4 separate regions of the Mus musculus genome follow, and all the other regions are linked to region 2. A link is a loop called in an ENCODE intact Hi-C map of the cell type or tissue named here. Cell type or tissue: heart. All regions are shown on one strand.

The links. Hi-C counts contacts between places; a loop is a spot of excess contacts. Peaks named below come from ENCODE experiments on the same cell type or tissue, not always from the same donor. Only the 100,000 strongest peaks of a DNase experiment are listed, where the experiment ranks them.
Region 1: it touches region 2 in a loop (3-fold over the local background); 2 of 42 quality-filtered maps call a loop at or near these places.
Region 3: a loop joins it to region 2, with 5 times the contacts of the local background. A loop is called at or near these places in 2 of 42 quality-filtered maps.
Region 4: a loop joins it to region 2, with 7 times the contacts of the local background. A loop is called at or near these places in 3 of 42 quality-filtered maps.

What each region holds. Positions count from the first base shown.
Region 1 is chr14:12,056,184-12,061,183 of GRCm38, reverse strand. All of the region lies in intron 5 of Ptprg (protein tyrosine phosphatase, receptor type, G), which reads right to left. Among named protein-coding and RNA genes, the nearest start is that of 3830406C13Rik, 230 kb to the left of the region's middle. In heart, a CTCF peak has its summit at 3,034; DNase peaks (open chromatin) are centred at 1,833 and 3,123.
Region 2 is chr14:11,809,299-11,814,298 of GRCm38, reverse strand. All of the region lies in intron 2 of Ptprg (protein tyrosine phosphatase, receptor type, G), which reads right to left. Among named protein-coding and RNA genes, the nearest start is that of Gm52128, 240 kb to the right of the region's middle. In heart, no CTCF peak of the experiment used is centred here; DNase peaks (open chromatin) are centred at 2,588 and 2,998.
Region 3 is chr14:12,097,964-12,102,963 of GRCm38, reverse strand. The region is part of intron 6 of Ptprg (protein tyrosine phosphatase, receptor type, G); the gene reads right to left. Among named protein-coding and RNA genes, the nearest start is that of 3830406C13Rik, 180 kb to the left of the region's middle. In heart, no CTCF peak of the experiment used is centred here; a DNase peak (open chromatin) is centred at 2,873.
Region 4 is chr14:11,863,865-11,868,864 of GRCm38, reverse strand. The region is part of intron 2 of Ptprg (protein tyrosine phosphatase, receptor type, G); the gene reads right to left. Among named protein-coding and RNA genes, the nearest start is that of Gm52128, 290 kb to the right of the region's middle. In heart, a CTCF peak has its summit at 1,883; DNase peaks (open chromatin) are centred at 44 and 2,244.

The DNA.
Region 1 (5,000 bases), 250 kb before region 2:
GGATTATTTTTTTAACATGCAGTGAGGGCATGCTTCAGCCATTCTGTGCTGGGAAAGTGGACACTGGTGCTGCTGAGTATCCTGAGTGAAAGCAGCCTTGGAGCCCAGGGCTCCACTCTGGTTCATGTGTTCAGGCATAGCCTCCATACAGAGGCAGACCTCAGAAAAAGTGCCCAGTACAGCTCCCCTGAGAACACTCCTCCTTTTTGTTAGGACTTGTATTATATGTACTTATTTCCTATGCATGCTAATTCATGTATGTGGACGTGTGTCAGAGGGCAAACTGTGGGAGGCTGTTCTCTCCTTCCATGTGGGTCCAGAGCATATAACTCACGTTGTCAGCCTTGGTGGCAAATGCCTTCAGCAGCTGTGCCATCCCACTGGCCCAGGAGGTTTCTTAAATGCAGGGACTGTCGGAGCAAATAGAGAGGGTGCTGCATGTGTGGCTCTGGCACTGGGGGCATCATGGGAAAGTCACCCGTGAGACGGAGCTCTATACGCAGGCCCCAGCTATACAGTGCCAGCACAGCCTTTGGCTGGGAGCTTTCTAGTTCAATTTCTATCACTTCAAGCATGAAAGGTGAGGTCCTACCAAACTCTGCTGTCTGTCTTCCTGAGATTAAGTACAAAACACTTACCATATATTTTAGAAAATCCTCTGACCCTGTCTCAGGAAAAACCCAAGAGAACGTCAATAGCTGGAAAAACCCCAGGTTTCCTGGAAAGCAGAGATAGAAACAGGGATCATGCTGACAGGCTTGGGGGCTTGATCCAACTCTGTGATGTCAGGCATGTCGATGGATGCCTGGCCCTTTCCCCAAGGCTTATTAAAGACTAGGTGAGCATGAAAACTCTTAAAGCCAAGGAAGAGTGTAGAAGATATTCAGAATACCTACTCATCTACTTAAGTATCAAATAATATAATGCAGTTAAGAACACTTAATAAAATTTCAAGAATTACAGAAAAGCAGAGTGATACTAAATATTTTGCAAGGCCTTTTTAACAGTTCCGTGATTCCTCAAAAGCAAAGAGGCAGTGACCTTATTCTGAGGCAGCGACCACTCAAACCTGAGCAAGGTGGTGTGGGTTATTACTATTCAGAGGGACTCACTGCTTTGCTTTAATATAGTTTTAAAACATTTCACTAAAAAAAGTACTTTTGAAAATCTCAAATGCTGCCTCTCCTAAAACAGATGCTGTGACCTAATGTTTGGCTACGCTTCTCACCTCACAAAAACATTCTTTCAACATGAGCAGCACACTCTGCGTACCTTGTAGTAGAAAACTAAATGAGGACTCAAGAGTAAAATCCTCACACTGTCTGATCTGGTCAAACGCCTGAGAGTAAGAAAACGGAGTAGAAGAATGGAAATTGCATGCATGACATCTTTTAGAAAATCAAATCTCTAGCTTTTATGGCTTCTGAACATTAGTCTATGTTTATCCATATACAACTTAAAGTTATTCTCACTGGTATTTAATACACATGCTACAGTGTATTTAAACAACTCAACTGTTGGGATTTCTGAAGCTCTATTTTTAAACTATGTGAGAGTGACGTTTTCTTCCTACCAGGGAAACTGTGATAAGGTTGATTTCTGACAGATCCCAATATGCTCCAGAATTTTCTAATTTGGGTGAAGGTAGAAGAAACATCTTCTTCTGACCTAAGAAGAAAAGGTGTGTCACGATGCACCGTGACTCACTGTACGTTCAGATCAACAGTCCTCTAAAACCCACAAGAGCTGCTGTGGGCCGCTTTGGTTTGTATTTGCTGGACTAGACACAGGTCTGGAGTTACATCGCCTTTGGCAGAACATCCTGAACTACATTTGACGGGAGGCATAGTCTCCCTTCTCAGCCAGAAGATTGCATGAGTAAGATCTAAGGGAACTGCACAGGCCGTCCTGTACCAAGCCTATTTTATAGCATTAGAATTTTACAACCAATGTCTCCTTTATAGCACTAAGTGGCAGGAGGCAATCACTTACAAAGAGAATAGGGGTTTGCCCTTCACTTAAGTGCATGATGATAGGGAAGTTGGCTAACGGCTTCTTTGTTGTCTCTAATAGTGAGTTTCTAATGGTGTCATCTTAAGTGAGTCCGGCCCATAATTTCGTTTTAAGGTGGTTGGTTTTTTTGCTTTGTGCTTTTAAGATAAGCTACTAAACTATATATTTTAAAATTCTTATGTGTTACTAAAAGTGGAATAGGAATGGAAGGCCTTGGGAACTGTAAATTGTAAGTGAGTACAATATGACTGGTATAAAGGGCAGTGCAGACAGAGGCCAGCCACATAATTTGTTCTTTTGTTCAGATAATTGTAATTGGGCTTCTGCTTGGTCATCAACCTGGCCTCACACACAAGGGTGGAGAGGTAATATGTTCCTGTGAGTGGGGACAGTCATTTTTACACAGGAAACCTACAGATTATCTTGTACAAATACACTAACTCAATCCATGGTTTCACATGCTTTATGAGACAGGAGCAAGATTAACTCATGCAATGAGAAGAGGCCCGTTGTATCCGAAGATAAAACACACTACAGCACCAGCACACGAACTGATCATCACCATCTTTTCTGCCAGGTTTGCCAAAAAAGCTCACCAAAAATAAAAACACGGCCTCAACAAGGCAAAGGGTTCATTCAATACCCGGTGCACACAGACAAGGAGAGAAACAGGTGCTATAGGAGTGAACATCCAAGGAGGGAAGTGGCACGAGCTGAGCTTGGATAAATTGGAAGTGTTAGAACAATAAGGGTGTTTCAACAAGCCCAGCTGGGAGCACTGCTCTTCAAGCCCCGCCCCTACTCCAGGAGCAGTGACTGGCATCCCTGCTCCAAAAGTGCTATTTTAATGAGTTGCTTCAAATACAGGCTCCAAGAGCCTGAAATTAATCTTTCTGTCTCCTGAATAAGAACATAAATTTGCTTTCAATCTTGGTAATAGAAAGATTGTTTTTCCCAAGTTTCCAGAGGTCACCATCTCTTTTCTTTACAGCCAAACCACTTCAGTGCATTATCCCTGCCTCTCTGCAGAGGGCGCACACATAGGACACACTCACTGACACTTGCTTAAAATGCTAAAGAGGTTAGGTGTCCTACCTCTTGACATGGCTCACTGACAAAGTCCAGAATTGGTGGCCTTCCAGACTCTAGGCACATTGTTGAGATTCCAGCAATGTCAGGATCGCCTCCAGCACTTGTGGTTTTATACACCCCCTGGGTACCCACAGTTCTGCTGAGAGGCCATCAGTAAGCTGTAGCCTTTCAGATACAATCCCACAACAATCTGTTTGTACTTCCCTTTTAGCTGACCTCAGCTCAGTACTGTTTTCTTCAGGGAACTGTTTCCTGATGCTAAACTAGACCTGTTGACATCACAGGCTCTCAAAGCACTCTTTCCTTTCAAGACCTAATTAAGCTTGTATGACCACTGTTACATTTAGTTATGTATGTGTATGTATGTGACCATATTCATCTGTGTATGGGTGCATACGTATGCACATGCTGATATGAAACATGTGGGGGGAGGCAGAGCTCACCTTCTAGTGGACACTGGAGTCACTGATCCCTTACCTATTGTTCACCTTGCTTTTTAAGATGGGGTGGCCTGAAGCCCTTCAAATCGACTAGGCTGGTTGTCCAGCAAACACTGTCTCTGCTGTCTCTAACTGAGCTTCTTCTTGGACCCCATTACCACATTTATTTTATTAATACGCATTCCCCAGTAGGCTTGGATGGCCACAAAGAGTACAGCACAAGGTTACAGCCAATGACCAGAGCATCCTTACCAGAATCCTTACCAGAGCAGAATCCAGGCCTCACAGGCATACATTCTTGTCCTCAAGAAATATGTGGTGGCTAGATATCAAAAGAGCCTCAATTATGCCCATACTTGAAAAGGACAACACAGGAGCTCCTGAATTGGTGTGAATCAATTGCTTTGTGCCTCCCCAGTGAGGCCACAGCACATAAATCTCCTTCCAGGCACTCTTCTTCCACCTCATTGTAGGCCACACAAGGGGCCTGTGTCCTTCAAGAACAACAGCTCTGTGCAACAGGGTCCCCTCTGACATCATGATTGCTGACAAACAACTGTGAATGGTAAGTCACCGTCTCACTTTGTTTTATGACCCACGTGCTCGTGAATGAAGCTTTACACCAACGAGGTAATTGAAGGCCCAGCTCTCTGCTGGGTATCTGGCCTGATATTTCATGTTCACTTGACAGGAAAACACTGTAACAGCTCAACATACACAAAGCCAGGGATGAACACACTAAGCTAGGGAGATTAAGACACCCAGGTTAGATTATTTTGTTTGGCCTGTGGCAGGTCTCAGCCTTCCTTCTGTGACAATGCCCAAAAAGTCCTCTCATGAGGAGAATGTTACCTGACATTCTCGTCATGAGAAATGGGGCAGACCCATTTCTGTATTTCCCAAGAAGCTGTTAATGCAGTGGAAAGCCCTGTTTGCTATGTGTAATCACCTCCAAGACTCCCCACATCGAAATCTTCTCAGCCTGCTTCATAAATAAATTCTCAGCACTGGGCCTGGGTGGCCATGGTGAGGACAACGGCTGGGGACCTTAGCTTTAGGCAATAACCTCTTCAGCCTGTGCCACAGGTGCCTGAGATATCCCAGGATCCTCCACTGAAGCAACAGGACTGTCTGTCCAAATCCAACACAGCTAAGTAATTACTAGCCTTGGTGTGGTCCCATAGGCAGCCAACTGAAGTCAAGTGCACGATCACAGAAAGCCACGTGATCTCTGGTGAAATCACACAGGCAGCTCACTAAACTCAAATGCCAGTCCACAGAAAGCTAAGCAACTCGCAGCCTTAGTACCAATGCCATCTGAGGAGTAAGAACTGGCTGGAGGCGTTCATAAAAGATTTCTTATCCCCCAAGTCAGTTAACTGCCTTGGGTACTGAGTAGAATCACCAGGGTGCTCAGCCTAAGGTGGAGTGAGAACCTTGTTGGGGGTATCAGCC
Region 2 (5,000 bases):
TCCTGGAACTCACTTTGTAGACCAGGCTGGCCTTGAACTCAGAAATCCGCCTGCCTCTGCCTCCCAAGTGCTGGATCAAAGGTATGCGCCACCACGCCAGGCTTGGTTCAATTTAAAAATGCCAATCTCAATACTACTTTTTAAGTCGTAACTTCTAACTTTGTGCTTTCAAATGATGCTACCTAAGGCAAAGCATACTACCAGCCACGCCAGGCACCAAGTCAGATTAGTTGGAATTAAAAAACAAAACAAACAAACAAGCAAACCCATCCAAAACAGTGTAATGATCGCACATTTTCTGTTGCCAAGTCACAGGAATTTTAAACTTTGCTGCACTTTGGAAATAAACTGTTTCTCCTTCTATGTAAGTAAAAAAATATAAGATCTAGAAACATGAACAAGTTCGTATTGATCAAACAACCTTTGCCTCTGCCAGGCAATTAATAACATGGGCTGTGCATGCTGGATATTTCAGGTTGCCCTGCCAGCCAGTTTATTACATGAGCAGTGGATGCTGCGTATTTTCTGGTATTTGCTGGGTATTTTGTATCCCTACCTCTTTGCTAAAAGCAGTTAGATATTTTGCCTTCATGTTTTTCCAAATAGAAGCTTTGGTTTGTTTTTTTTTAAAGAACTATTCATTACCCTCAGCCCACAGAAGTGAAAAAAATGGGAATTTACTTTATCTTTTAATTATGAATGTATGTGGTTGGGGGATGGGTGGGTAGGAAAGGAGTCCTTGAAGGCAGGTACCTGTGAGGGCCGGAGAAGCCAGGTCCCCTGGAGCTGGCGTTATTGGCAGTTATTAGCTGACTGCATGGGTGCTGGGAATCAAACTCAGGGCTTGTTGAACAGCAGTATGAACTCTTAATCCCATAGCCATCTCTTCCAGCCCTCTAGAAACTTTTAAAGACAAAAAAGCTGTGTAAATGCCATCCGAGCTGGAGTCCTCAACTTTCCAAGAGGCCGGCCAGCTTCCTTCCTCTCTTCTCACCAACCTAGACCATCTTCTTAGCATGGTCCAGCTGGCTGACAGTGTGATGTTTGTGAACTCTGTCTCAGTACCATGGGAGAGGTGGTCAATCCCCAGGTGACATCCTGCCACAGGTGAGCAGAAAATGATGGCAGGTTCTGGAACACACTGAGAACTAACCTGTCAAGTAACTGATGGGTACCCAGACTCTTAAGAAACCTGTCTGCAGCTGGGTGGTGGTGGCGCACACCTTTAATCCCAGCACTTGGGAGGCAGAGGCAGGCAGATTTCTGAGTTTGAGGCCAGCCTGGTCTACAGAGTGAGTTCCAGGACAGCTAGGGCTATACAGAGAAACCCTGTCTCGACCCCCCCTCCCCAAGGAAAGGAAAGGAAAGGAAAGGAAAGGAAAGGAAAGGAAAGGAAAGAAAAGAAAAGAAAAGAAAAGAAAAGAAAAGAAAAGAAAGAGAAACCTGTCTGCAGATGGCATGACATGGGGGCACAAAACTGAGTCCTGCCTCTCAGTGGATCAGGTTTCAAAGACGTGCTTTGCAAAAATTGATCCCTAAGATTTCCCTAAGGTGGAGCTTTCCTTCCTGTCAGGCTTAAATGTGTCTTCCATGAGCAGTAGCATACACAGCCATGGAGGCAAAGTTTAGGCAAAGCATCACAGCTAACAAAGGTCTAGGCTGTTCTCAGCAAAGAGACAAACCACCGAGAACAGACAGAGCTTCAACAGGCCCAAGAGGTTTCAAACACAGAACATGCTTACCAACAAATGTAGATGGCGTGTGAGCAAGAACACCTTCTACAGTGTCTCACAATGCATGTGCCCAAAATGCTGACTGGACGAAGGGGCTGCCAGACACGTGGAGATAAAGGGGGCTCCTGCTTTCAGTTAGGGGCCTGCGACTGGCTAACAGGTAGGGAATAAGGCCAGTGGGAAGTATTGTAATTTATAATAATTAAGAATCAATCATGGGGCCAGGGATAAAGGCCAGTGGGCGAAGAGTCTGGAGTATGAGCATGGGGACCTCGCTTGGCATCCCTAGCATCCGGATGAAAAACCTGATCCACTGATGCTTCTCAGAACAGGAGACTGGAGAAGCGGAGACAGGCGGGTCTCTGGAGCTCACTGGCCAGACGAGAGACTCTGAAACCCCAAATAGTAAGGTGGAGAAGAATGAAGGAAAACATTTGAACTCAATCTCTGGCTTCCACACATGCACACTCGCACATACATAAAAATATAGCAAACCTGCATATGCTATATACATAAGCAAAATTTAGCTGATTAATCATGAAAATCAAAGTATCAGTGAAAATCCAAGTTTGCTTTAACCAACTCAGCTTTGATAAATCAGCAGAAATAGACTTAAAATCATTCAGGGATAGCGTCCGGGGTGAACAAGTTAGGAATCCAAGTCTTGCATCCTTGCCGGGGAAAGGCATGTGTGCCTAGGATCTCTCCCATGATCAGTTTTGGATTCTCACCCCGGTAAAGGAACATGTCAGAAAGCAGCTACTTTGTGATGTTACTTAGTTGCTTTGCAACATCCTCTCTTATATTAAGTGTATCACATGCTCTGCAATGTCACAGGCGGAACTCAGCCTTGGGGACCACTGCACACAGCTTGCATCATCTGCACTGCTCGACGGTTTTGCTTGCAATCCATCTCCCAAGAACACCTCCCCAAAGCCTGACTCATAGAACATCTCTCTCCTCCACTCTCCACACTTTCCCTGCACTTCCAGTTCCTAAAACAAGCCCTCTGAATTTATGAAATCCCCCACACCAGAGGATCCTGTGAATTGTTCAGGTATGAAAATCATTACACAAGCCATCTGCCACTCCATGAACCTGAAGGCACAAAGTGTGGCTGTGGTTGCTCAAGAATGTTATCTATTTCCATCTTGTGCAAATTTAGGAGCAACTGTGGTTTCCTGTTCCAGGGTGTTGTCCAAAAATGACTCCACAGAAGTCTGCAAAAATAATCCTGGGCGTTCTGTTTTGAGAGGAACACTTGAAGAGTTTCCCACTAAGAGAGGAAATGGCCTGTTCTGACTGCAGAACATCCAGCATGTTCCCTGAGCCAGAACCTGCACAATGCTAGTTGAACCATTGTTTCACTCGTAAGTAAGGCAGGGGCCCGCAGTGGAATCAGGCAGGTTTCCTTCGATTCTCACGCTAAAGGACCTGCCTGTCAGGAGACCAATTGTGTTTTGTTACCTATAAGATGTGAATGACTGCATCGTCTGTGTCTTTGTAAAATTGGTTGTACTGTCAATGGAAAACACCTCTTATTTCAAAAGGGCAGTAAGAGTTTCTTCTGGAGTAGAATGTGAGTGCCTGTGGTCCAAAAACAGAGCCAAGCAGGTCACACCCCATAACATGTTTTAACAAGTTCACTGAAGTTCTTATAGTAAAGGAACAAAAGGAAGCCATGAGAGAGGTACTTCGTCAAGTACTCTGGTAGGGCATCAGGTAGGCAGGGCACAGCAGACTATGAAAATGTGGGAAGGACACAATATGATGACATTCTTAGCTTTAGGACCCATAGGACCTGGGGATCTGTGAGTGCAGCTACAAAGGTTTCGCACAAGAGTTATAAGCCAGTGGGGTCAGGAGTAGCCACTCAGGGCCCTAAAGGTAGAATTTGAATCTTAAGTGTTCTAACTCTCAACAATTACAACTGTCTATCCAGTGATCTTTACATGAATTTTAATACAGCTGGGGCTTCCTCTCCTCTCCCAGGGACTTCAGTTAATAGCAAAGATTAAAAATGAACTCACTGTATTTCAGGGTACCTAACACATAGAGTATCCTAAAGAAATGTGTATAAAAATATATACATATATGCACATTATTTCTTAGACATTAAACTGACTCAGAAACAAGCAAGAACATTGTATACTGCAACTATTTTAGGGGAGATGAGGTCTTTATAGTCCACGTTCAGTATAGGAATGACTTCATCTTTACCAAAAGTTTTAGTCTGAAATAACATTCCAGTCATGGAAGGATACAATGTATTTTCCACGAGAAACCATAAAAAGCACATTGTATATTCTAAGGTGTAACTCGACTTTTAACTTGAAACGGTAACAAGTTCTGACTCACTGAAGGTGAAATTTGCCAACACAGAAATCTGAGGTCAAGACCAAAGAATCATCAGGAGTTCAGGAGAGCAACTAACTTTCCCTGCACCTATGTCATGGTATAGAACCTCACGAGACTGACAGCAGAAGACAGGATTGCAGCTCCAGCGGGGGTTACAATGGCCACCTGTGGCCAAATACAGTCCCTGTGAAGGAAGGAGATAGTTTCTGACTCTACTCTGTACCTAGAAGACTTTTTTCCCTGTCAGCCCTTTGTCATGAATCATTCTGAGGACAAGGTTTCTGCCATCTGTGTTCCAGCCAAAGGTAAAGACACAGGCCACAGTCCCATTGTTTGAGCTGAAATCAGGGAAGACTTTTAACCCCACACTGAGTATCCCTCAAACTGGGAAGAGCCAATCCCCATCTACCCTAACAGGAGCTAGACAGCCTCATGAGCATGGAGGAGACAGGGACAGGAGAGCTGGATCCAGAACGAAGCTGTGTGTGTGTGTGTGTATAATAACAATTATATGAGAGCCTACAGTGTCACCTAGCATAGGAACTTGACAGCTGGCTTGGCTGCAGTCTCTACCTCCTTTGAACAGGAAGTCTCTATGAATATGGGGGCCCTCAGTTTCTGCCTAGTTTGAAGACTGAGAATTTTTATTTTCTTTTAAAGCAGTTTTGGATTTGGATTTGGGTTTCAGGACAAAGAATACACTTCACACAACTCATTCAAGCCTCTTTTTTTTCGTTTCCCTCTTTTTAGCTTGCACTTTTAAAGCTATAAACAGCCTGGCATCCCCAGAAGTGTCATCCACAGCAGTTTCTGCAGAGCTTGTCACATTCAGGGTCTCCACTCAAGACAATGGATGCTCAGTACCCCAGTGCTAAGTGTATTTGCACAGCAGGTCTGCTGTGGCTAAGC
Region 3 (5,000 bases), 290 kb before region 2:
TGAGACTGTGTTGTTCCACACCGATCTCAAAAGTGCATCCTTCCCCCAACGTCTAGCCTAATGAGTAACTTAAGTCCGAAGCACTTCTGTTTCAGCCAGCAACCAGTTAAGCAGCACACAGGGAACACTGTATTTCTCCCTCCATGCACTGCATTGCCACAACAAGCAGCTGCTGGGCAATACTAGGTGAAAGGACCGAGAGGGGACGAGCCTCCTGCCCCACTCACTAGGATCCCGGGTGCTGTATGCAGACAATATTATATTTTAATAATTAATTGTTCATCAAAGAAAAAGATGAGGAACAGGGATGCCAAATTCAAAGTTATTCAAATTGCAGAAATGAATAATGCATGACTTTTATATTAAATACACACTGTATTAAGTAGTCTACATTTCACCAAACTCTGTCTTTCATTTTTTAAGCATTTTGAACGACAATATGAATAATCAGTTAGGGGAGGTTTGTTTGGAAAAAGGAATACCTTATTTGAATGCAAATGAAGTATATTTGAAGATGATTAAATTTTCCTTATCAATTAGGAAATTTTGTATGAGGGTCTTAAAGTCATGGTCAGCCATTAAGTTCAACCCAGCGCAGTTATCCTTGCAGCTTCCTCTCAACACTAAATTATATCTGGCTCATTCTGTTCAATTTCTCCTTTCTGATAGCAGTGCCAAGAGGCAAGTTTTAATTAAAGAAAATTTGAAAGATTCAAACATGCATAATTGGATTAAAAATGTGATCATTAAAACATTAGATGATAATCATCTGATTGATTGCATTTTTCAGTGTGTTAATAACTTAATATTTGCAATGCTTTGGTTACATAGGGACAAAGAAGTCTCTTTAGAAAATATGCTGAATAGTCAACATATAGAAGATAGCAGTGATGTCATTAAGAGCTGTGGGATTCACCAAGCAAGGTGGCATACACTGCTTGCCACAGAGAAGAATGGGATTCTCAACAGAAGCAAGAAAGAGGCAACATCACTTATTTCTGTCTTCCTAGAGAATTCCCAGAAACCTCAATAATGGGATAATTAGCTAGTGCGGTTGTGCCACCTAAGTGAAATAGGCTTATTGGATGAAGAATCCAGATCACCATATGCAAACACACAGAGAGGCCCAGAGAATGACATTGTCCCACAACCCTAATGCAAAGCCACTCATCTTCCTTGACTATGTTAATGGTTTCAGCTGAATAAACAGGCCATTTTTATCTAAAGTTGATGTTCAAATAAAACACATTGACATTAATCTTTTCAAACACAAATTATATGAAGATCACAATTAGAGAAATGGATGTGGCACTGAAATTACGGGAGATACATAATGACAACACCCGGGACCATCCAGAGCTGTTCTAGGGCTTGTCTCTACTTGTAAGGCCCTGGAGATCACAGCTGACATGATGATACATCCCTGGGGCTTTCTTTTCACCAGGTCAAAGAGCTAATTCATAAATGGGGACCGAGGTACACAAGAATTAAGTGGTTTTGACAATAAACAAGAAAGTTGTTAGTGCCAGAAGGTAAGTGGGATGAAAGGCATCTCAGACTGGGCAGAGTGACATATAACTTTAATCTAAGCACTCCAGAGACAGAGATGGGCAGATCTCTGTGAGTCTAAGGCCAGCTGGGACGACAAAGTGAGATCCTGTTAAAGAAAAGAAAAGAGAGAATGAGGGATAAAGTGAAAGTCAGCAGAGCGAGAAGCATCTGAGAATCAGTGCACCTGGGCTCACTTAGGGGCTCTGCTCCAGGAGTTGGGACAGCTCGGCTCATCCCTAGGAAGCCCCAGCTCTCCTCTCTGTCACAGCACTGAAATCTCCTTGGGCTACTATAGCGATGACACAATGCTACATGCAGAAAGCACTAAGGCAGGGCTCAGTCCAGCAGGTAGGATAGCTAAGAGGTATTTTCTTTTTTCCTTTTTCCATCTTTTGTTTCATTACCCTAATCAAAACAGTGCTGGTCACTGCAAATTATCTTAATTATCAATTATTACTATAATCAATTATTTCCTTTATTTTCTTTGCAAATCTTTTTTAAGCTCAGACTACCCTTATCCTTATGATCTTCCAGTCCAGTGAGTGCTCGGACCACAGGCATCATCACTATGCCTGACTTCATTTCCTTTAAGTTTTGTATGCCCTAGCAAGGTCAAACATCATACTTCAAAAGCCAGGTAGTTGTGAATGCATAGTTACCAGCTGTCTACAGCCCCTATGTGCAAATCAACAGGCGAGATGGTGCAGGAGGGATCCCAGATCCTGTTGAGTGCTCACCACCTGCCGGGCACACTGTGTGCTGTAACATAATGTGTCTTTATGATAAACCAAAGGCCTCACTCCCACCATGCAGTAGAGAAAACTGAACTTTGGGAGAGCAAGTAATTTGTTTGTACATCTGCTCAAAGGGAGGAATAATATTCAAAGCCAAATCCTGTGCTCTTAGCCCAGAGATGACAGTACTTCTCCTGTCTTAAGGTGACCTATGCACAGCAGAAAAAACATGGTATAAAGTCAGCCAAGGGAAGTCAGTGGATCATTGGTGGTTTTTCTTAAAGCCTTTGTTCTTCATATTTCACAAGGTTAAGCATGTTCCCCTAAACTCCTATAGTCCTGTTCAAATGATTAAACATCCACAGAGAAGGGTGGTGGGATGAGAACTTCTGAGGCCTCTTTTTATGACCTAACACTATTGTTAACAATGCCATTCAGTGATAAAACAGCACTCACACCGCATCCTACTTCCTGGACTTAACTAAGAAAAGTAACGGAAATGACTCACATCTATGGTGGAGGTTTTGATAAACCCAAATCTAGGAAACTGGAAATGGATTAAGCCTGTCTGTTTCTAGAAGATTTTGAGATCAAAGGCATTCAGATAAGCATCAGTCCTTCCTGGATCCATAAAAAGACAGGCGCCAATTAGCCAGAAGCTGGCTGCCGCACATTTATAGCGCACTTCAGGAAAGTTCCATGTAATTAAGTGCTGGAAACATAAACCTCAAACGGGAAATTTTGCCTCATGTTACGATGCTCGAAATCACCAGTGAGCTGTAAATGTTCAGAATTATCAGTGAGTCACAGACAGTACAGCACAGGTTTCTTCATTCAAAAGAGGGAAAATCATTCGAGCAACTGCTTCAAGGTAAACATTCCAATAGAACCCTCATTAATTCACTAGAAACACATCTGGGGGCAAGCCCAAAACCAAAGCTTATCCTGTTACATAGTGAGGAAATGACCCAACTAAGTATTTATATTATCTGGTCATACACACACACACACACACACACACACACACACACGAACATACACACACACACATAGGGACACACACACACAGAGACATGCACATACACACAGAAACACACACAGGGACACACACACACTGCATAGGGGCAGTGCTACGAATAAAACAAACAAAACACCAGCTACCACTAAGGCGAGGCTGGCAAACTTTCTCTGAGAAAGGCCAGAGAGCAAGTAGTTAAAGCTTTATTAGACTGTTATGTATTGTTGGTGACAACTACAGTCAGTGTACAACAAAAGCAGCCACAGATAATATGCAAGCAAATGAGTATGGCTGAGTGATAAAACTTTATTTGTAACGACAAGCAGTGGGCCACTATTTGTTTAACCTAATAAAACTTTGAACAAGCAAGAAGGAGGCTTGATTTGGTCTACAGATTTTGGTCCCTTGAGCCCTAAGCTAGAGTGTTCTGGGCACAGAGTGCACACCACTTCCATGTCTCCCCAGCCTCAACACATTTACCCAAGGCAGAGGAAGCTCAGTTTTTCCAAATGGAAATATTGGTGAGAGACCTGGCCCTTTGCACAGGATCACACAGCTTCCAAGCTGGAGAGCCAGAATTCAAATCCAGGGCAGCCTGAACTAACAGGCTCTTCAATAATATTCTCCGTGTCAGCTGGGCTCCTAAATCAAATTTCAAGTGGAAAATAAGAAAACACACGTTTATGTTTGGACACCATGAAGCTTTGCAGGCAAGTGAAATACCAGTCTCTGTAGCAGCAAGAATGGCATGTGTAGAAAGAAAATGTTTGCACATGCAAGGGTCAGCTTGCTCCTTTCATCTCACTGCCTTGACTTGTGTTTCCCAGACACTCTGAAGGTGAAAGGAAGAATGAACGCAAAGATGCTTAAAGTTCATGGGTAAAAACCAGGCAAGATGCCTCCGACCAATCCAGCTCATTTCTGTGATGTTTTGCTGGTACATAATGACATGGGTAACTATTTCTGTCCTTATTAGCCCCCCTCCCCCCAGCAAAGTCTTATTTCCTAGATTTTGTGCTGTGCTTCCAGAATTCATGCAGATATTTTCAGAACGTTTAGCCATGTGGCCCTAGATAGTTTCTCTTTTTCTTTTCCCTTTAAGAGATGAGCCATAGTCCTCTCAGTGAGAGAGCAATAGCTGCAGACTAGAGTCTGAAATACTTAACTTGCTCTTTCAACAAAACCTATTTGGTAGGACTCTGTCAAGACTGAGACCTGCAGATGGACACACACACACACACACACACACACACACACACACACACACACACACGAGTGGCAACAGACAGCCAGGGAGAAACAGGACCTTAAAGTTGGACCACTTCTCTCAAGGCGTGGCCTTGGATCAGCTTCCCAGCAGTGCCTGCATCACTTGCTTGTGTCAGGTGGATCAAGCAGTTGGATGTCAAGAAGACTCCGTGATGCCTCCTGGGCTAGTTTGACCTTTCCTGGTTGTGCACTGATCATGCAGCAACACTGAAGCACGGAGCTTTTTGTTTTGAGACTGGCACCTGCCCTACTTTGTTGCTCCCCCCCCCCCCTTTTCCTAAACCCTAAGAGCAGAGCAGATATTGCATCTAAAGTTAGCTCTTTAAAGATAAGACCCCCGAGGCAGACTCAGTTCTTTCATGGTCTTGAACCAATTCACATATAGAAGAAACGGTCTGTCAAGGGTGATTACAGAAAAAAGGTTTGAG
Region 4 (5,000 bases), 55 kb before region 2:
CAAGTGCCACCGGAAGCCAATGGCAGTTCAAATTAGACAGCGATCCCACAGGGCTTGGGCAGTCTGTCCCTGGCTGCCTCTCAAGAATGCCAGCGCTGATATGAAGAAAGGAAGTGAGGAACAAGGCCAAGGACAAAGGCAAGACCCAGACGAAAAGGTCAGATGCAGGGTGATCTTACAGGGAACTTCATGGCCGCCAAGTCCACACTGAGCACAGCAATCAATGGTCTTCACCCACAACCAATTTGGTTGAGAAAATGCAAGTACAAAAAAGGCGATACTTAAAGTAGAAAAAAGAGGCCATAGCAAAAGATAATGCAGCTATAATACCGAGCCACCTTAAGTCCAGAGATGGGAAGGGGAAGCACTAGCTGCCCATGATTCATGTACTGGTTCTTCCACAGCTAGATATGAAGCAAGGTAGATTGATAAAGCAGAAGAAAGACTGCTCAGTCATACTAGGGAGCAGATATTGCTGGAATTCACGAGCTCATCATCCAATTCAGTACATATGTAAAATTTATTAATTCAATAAAAATTCAAGAAATGCACTTTGGGATAGATATATGAATATTTGGAGGTACACAAAAATGTACACACACACTCATGTACATGTGTACTCACAATATATGCATACTCACACCTATATAATGCACTCACATTCACACACACTTATATAAATCACATATACACACACTCCCACATACAAATACACACACAATCACATACATATACATACAACTCTAATGAAATATCTTTTTATACACAAATCCAGGGGATATTAAGTATAAAGATGCCCATATAATACTGTGAGTAGAAGCAAAAGATGTAGACAAGCAAGGGAACTCTTCACTGTGGGAAGAGTTAAACACAAGAGGAAAAGTGGACGAATATAGAGAACACTACATACTACTCAAAGGTAATGAGCAAGAATGGCGTAATTCAGACAGACCTCAGAAGATGGTTCTGAATGAAATAAGAAACAAGATATCATGATCTAGAACACACAAAATACCACATAAAGCAACACATTAGCAGTGAGTGTCTGTGGGTAAAAGAGATCTAAGCACAAAAGAAAAGGAAATCAAAGAAAACACGCGATGAGATGAGAGTGTCTTTACCCTGCAAGAGTCAACACCCCATGAAAAACACACTGTCTAAACTGTTTGAACTTGACACGTATACTTTGTGTGTTCCTGTTTGTGCTAGTGTGTGACCTCACATGGAGGTCAGAGTTCAACCTTAGGCATAGCCTCCCCCTTGGTTTTTGAGGTAGCCTCTCACTGGGACCTGGGCTTGCCAATGAGACTAGACTAGCTTCCCAGGCATGGCTGCAGATCACCAATGTCCCCAGCACAAAGTACCCAGGGCTTCTTCATGTGGGTGCTAGGGAGGAAACTTGGGTCCCTAGGGTTACATGCCAAGTGTGGAACTGACTGGGCTCCCTCCAATCTCTTTATTTTTTTGTGTGTAACATGGGGTCTCAATACATAGCACTGGCTGACTCAGTGCTCACTGTGTAGGCCTGGCTGGCCTCGGATTTACAGGAATGCTCTGTCTCTGAGTGCCAGGGTTAAAGGCATAACCATACACCCCACTGTATAGTTTCTAAATAAAATGCCCCAGTGACCTGGAAACCAACTTTAATCCTTATCAGCAAGGAAAATCTCACTTGGTGCCTCAGGGCACATGAACATCATGGCGACCATTCTGACCGTTCTCTTCCTCTTATGAAGTTCACGTATTTTCCAATCATGAGAGTCAGTATTGCTTTACTATTCTTCACAGTTATACCAAAGTCAGAGCTGAAACCCTGAGGTGACAGTGTTCTGCCGTGGTCAGCTGGGCAGGGTCCACTCAGCTGGCGCACCACTTTCTCCAGCGCCACCACATGTGTAACTCAGCGTTGCTTGGGATCTCAAACAGGAATCTCACTCAGCTTGTGGCGGATCCTTTTCAAATCTTTCACACAGAAGAGCTCCATCTGAGCACGTGGGCTCTAATGTGCTCCAAAAACGATCTCAAAGTTGGCCAAAAACTGAATCCAAGAAAAGGTTTTCCATTAAGATAACTACCTGTTATTAAAGTGGAAGACCCACTGTGTTTCTATTTGGGGAAAAGGTTAAGCCTCTTTAGAGTTTCTGGAAAACCCATCGCTGTTTAGGGAAAGGGTGTGTCGCTGAAAGCATTAGCAGGAAACTTCTCTTGGGGTGACAAGGGCAAGAACTCAAAACCTGTCTGGCGCCTCACACCATCAACTCGGTGTCCAGTCAGTCCAGGGTCGGAGACTGAAGTGCAGCAGCAGCCGGGGCAGGACTTACACCCAGCAGTCACAGGAAGCTCACTGTTGCCTGCTCTCCTTCAGGTTACGTCAGCTAGGTTTGTTTAGATCTGTAGTAGCAACTTTTACCTCACAACACACACATGTCTAAATGCATGCAGCAAAAATAACTCATGTTTGCTTGCTTTCCTTTCTTATTTCATTTTTATTTTATCTATCTATCTATCTATATATCCATCCATCCATCTATCTGACAGGTTCTATGTAGCTGTGGCTGTCCTAGAACTTGGCTGGTGCCTTGACAGTGTTGAGGACGAAAGGTGTGGACTACCACACCTTACTCATGTTTGGTTTCTTAACTCCTGTCCCAGAGAAATACAAAGGCAGAAGTTCCCAGGGGCTATTATTGTGCCAACTTACTAAATTATATCAGACTGAACTGCCAATCACACCCCAAGGTTTCACAGTTAGCACCCTGGCCTTTGAACTGCTAGTTCTAAGTCACTCAAAGTCTAACTATGCTATCCAAGGCTCGTGTGCTGAACTGCTGCTGAAAGGTCAATGACCGGACAGTTTTTACAACATGATTTCCATTTCTGAGATACCAGCTTGAAATGTCGATTCAGACCTGTACCTTGGTCTCTGCTCAAAAGTTAGGTGGGAAACAGTTTCTAAGCACGACTTCAAGGGGGATGACCTGTCCGGCAGACTGGACTCCTTTAGATGAAGTTAGAGCAACTGTGCCCTCTCAGTGGTCTCTGACCCTGTAGACTCATCACCCCAGGATCCTCTGGCTCTACCTTGCTCTTATTTCTGCTGGGTGTGGCCCTTATCTTTTTTACTAGAAATTTAGTCACTAAAAAAAGTTTCCCCCAGATTCCCTTTGGTTGGGTTGTGCCGTTAAGAGGGTCTTTGAAGAAAATGTTCTTATTCAAAGACAGAAAGCAGGTTTATCAATTACGACAGGACTCAGAGGAAGCTTGCCGTGCAGCTGAGCAGAATTAGACACATCTGGGCTCTGCCAGCCAGACTGCCTGAGTGATTAGTGACGGCTTCCACGGTCATGGAGGCAGGCCAATCCATAGTGAGAGCTTTTGGGATACTGGAAATATTAGAAAGCTTTTGGGGTATCTTCAAGTCCAAAACCTGGATGCTCACAAAGCACAGACCCAGAAAAAGGTCTGGCTAACAGCTGCTAACATCCTGTGAAGTTTCTTACTAAGGAGCCAATTGTTGTTTTTAAAAGGAGGAGGAGCATACAGTGGACCCACCCACCCCCAATCGTCCCAAGTCATGCTTTTGAATGACTTTTGAAATTCCAGATTTTGTATGTTTGAGAATGCGCAACTCAAATGAGCTTACTTTTTTGTTCAATTAATTCTGTTTTCTGTAAAGAAAGGAAACTGTAGCTCTTTCCAAATAGAAATTTGAGACACATTTCTTCATGTTTCCTCCAGGACAACAGTAGGTTTGAGACAGTTCTGAAAACTTAACTCCCACGTGCCTTTCACCCCAGCACTCCAGAAGCAGAAGCAGACGAACTTGAAGCTTCCCCGGCTACACAGTGAGCTCCACACTTGCTGGGCCACACATTAAATCCATGTCAAATGAATAACTTTGAAAAACTTAAACAGAAACCTAACAAAGACATGTTAGATTTCCACAATCTAACACATTCCATATGTAAACAAATACAATATATCAAAATATCTTTAAAAAGCATTAGCAGTCATATTTTCTCTAGATATAAACTTATGGCCAAAACAAACAAAATAAACTCTCCAAACTTAATTCTGTTAAAATCAATTCTAGAACTAAATGAAATTAAAAAAAAAAAAAAGTATGTGCTTATGTCTTTTTAGGAAAAAAAAATCTACGAGAATCTCTCATAACAATAGTTTCTTTGAAATCCAGGACACCTTTGGGATATACGGTATGACGTAAATGTTCTGATATGACCCGTGTTCCCTTTCAAAGGAAAGTGTCAAGGGGACACAGACATAGAGGAAGGTTCCTCCAACGTTCCTGTAATTTCTAGTGCCTGTGTTAAAGGTTTCCTAACAACTATGAGAGCCATGCATGTCGTTCAAACCATAGCAAGAGTGAATACACAACAAACGGGGCAAACATCCGAACCTGAGGTTGACTTCCACAAATTCTCTGAGATTTGTTTATCTTTTATCCAAAAAACACAGAAGGGGAGAGGGGAGAAAGGGGGAGAGCAGGGAGAGGTGTAGAGGGCAGAAATGAAGGGAAGGTTCTTTTACTTAAAATAGAAGATTCCTTCCTCCTCCGTAATATTTAACTACTTACTGTAATAGTGTAAAACCCTAGGGTAAAAATTGCTCAGCCATTTTTTGGTCAACTAAAGGAAAAATATATAAAAATATATAAAATTTTAAATGCTAACTGTTCATATAAATGCCTTTCAGGGCTTTTACAGACTGGACTGACATGTCTTTTGAACCACTCTATGAATAGTATTTTAGAAAGCCAACATTACGGTTTGAGTAAAAATTTCAATGTAGTAAAAAGTCCAGCTGTATACTCAGGGATTATATAAGAAGCAGAAATCTGACCACAAAACCAGGTAGCTAGGAGCCTGAGGCCTCCAAGAACTGACATGATGTTTTTTGATCCTGTGAGAAGTACTGTATGCATGCTAGGAGGACACGAGTGTGTCCTGCTCTCTCCCAGGGTCAGCATGCCCACATCAGCT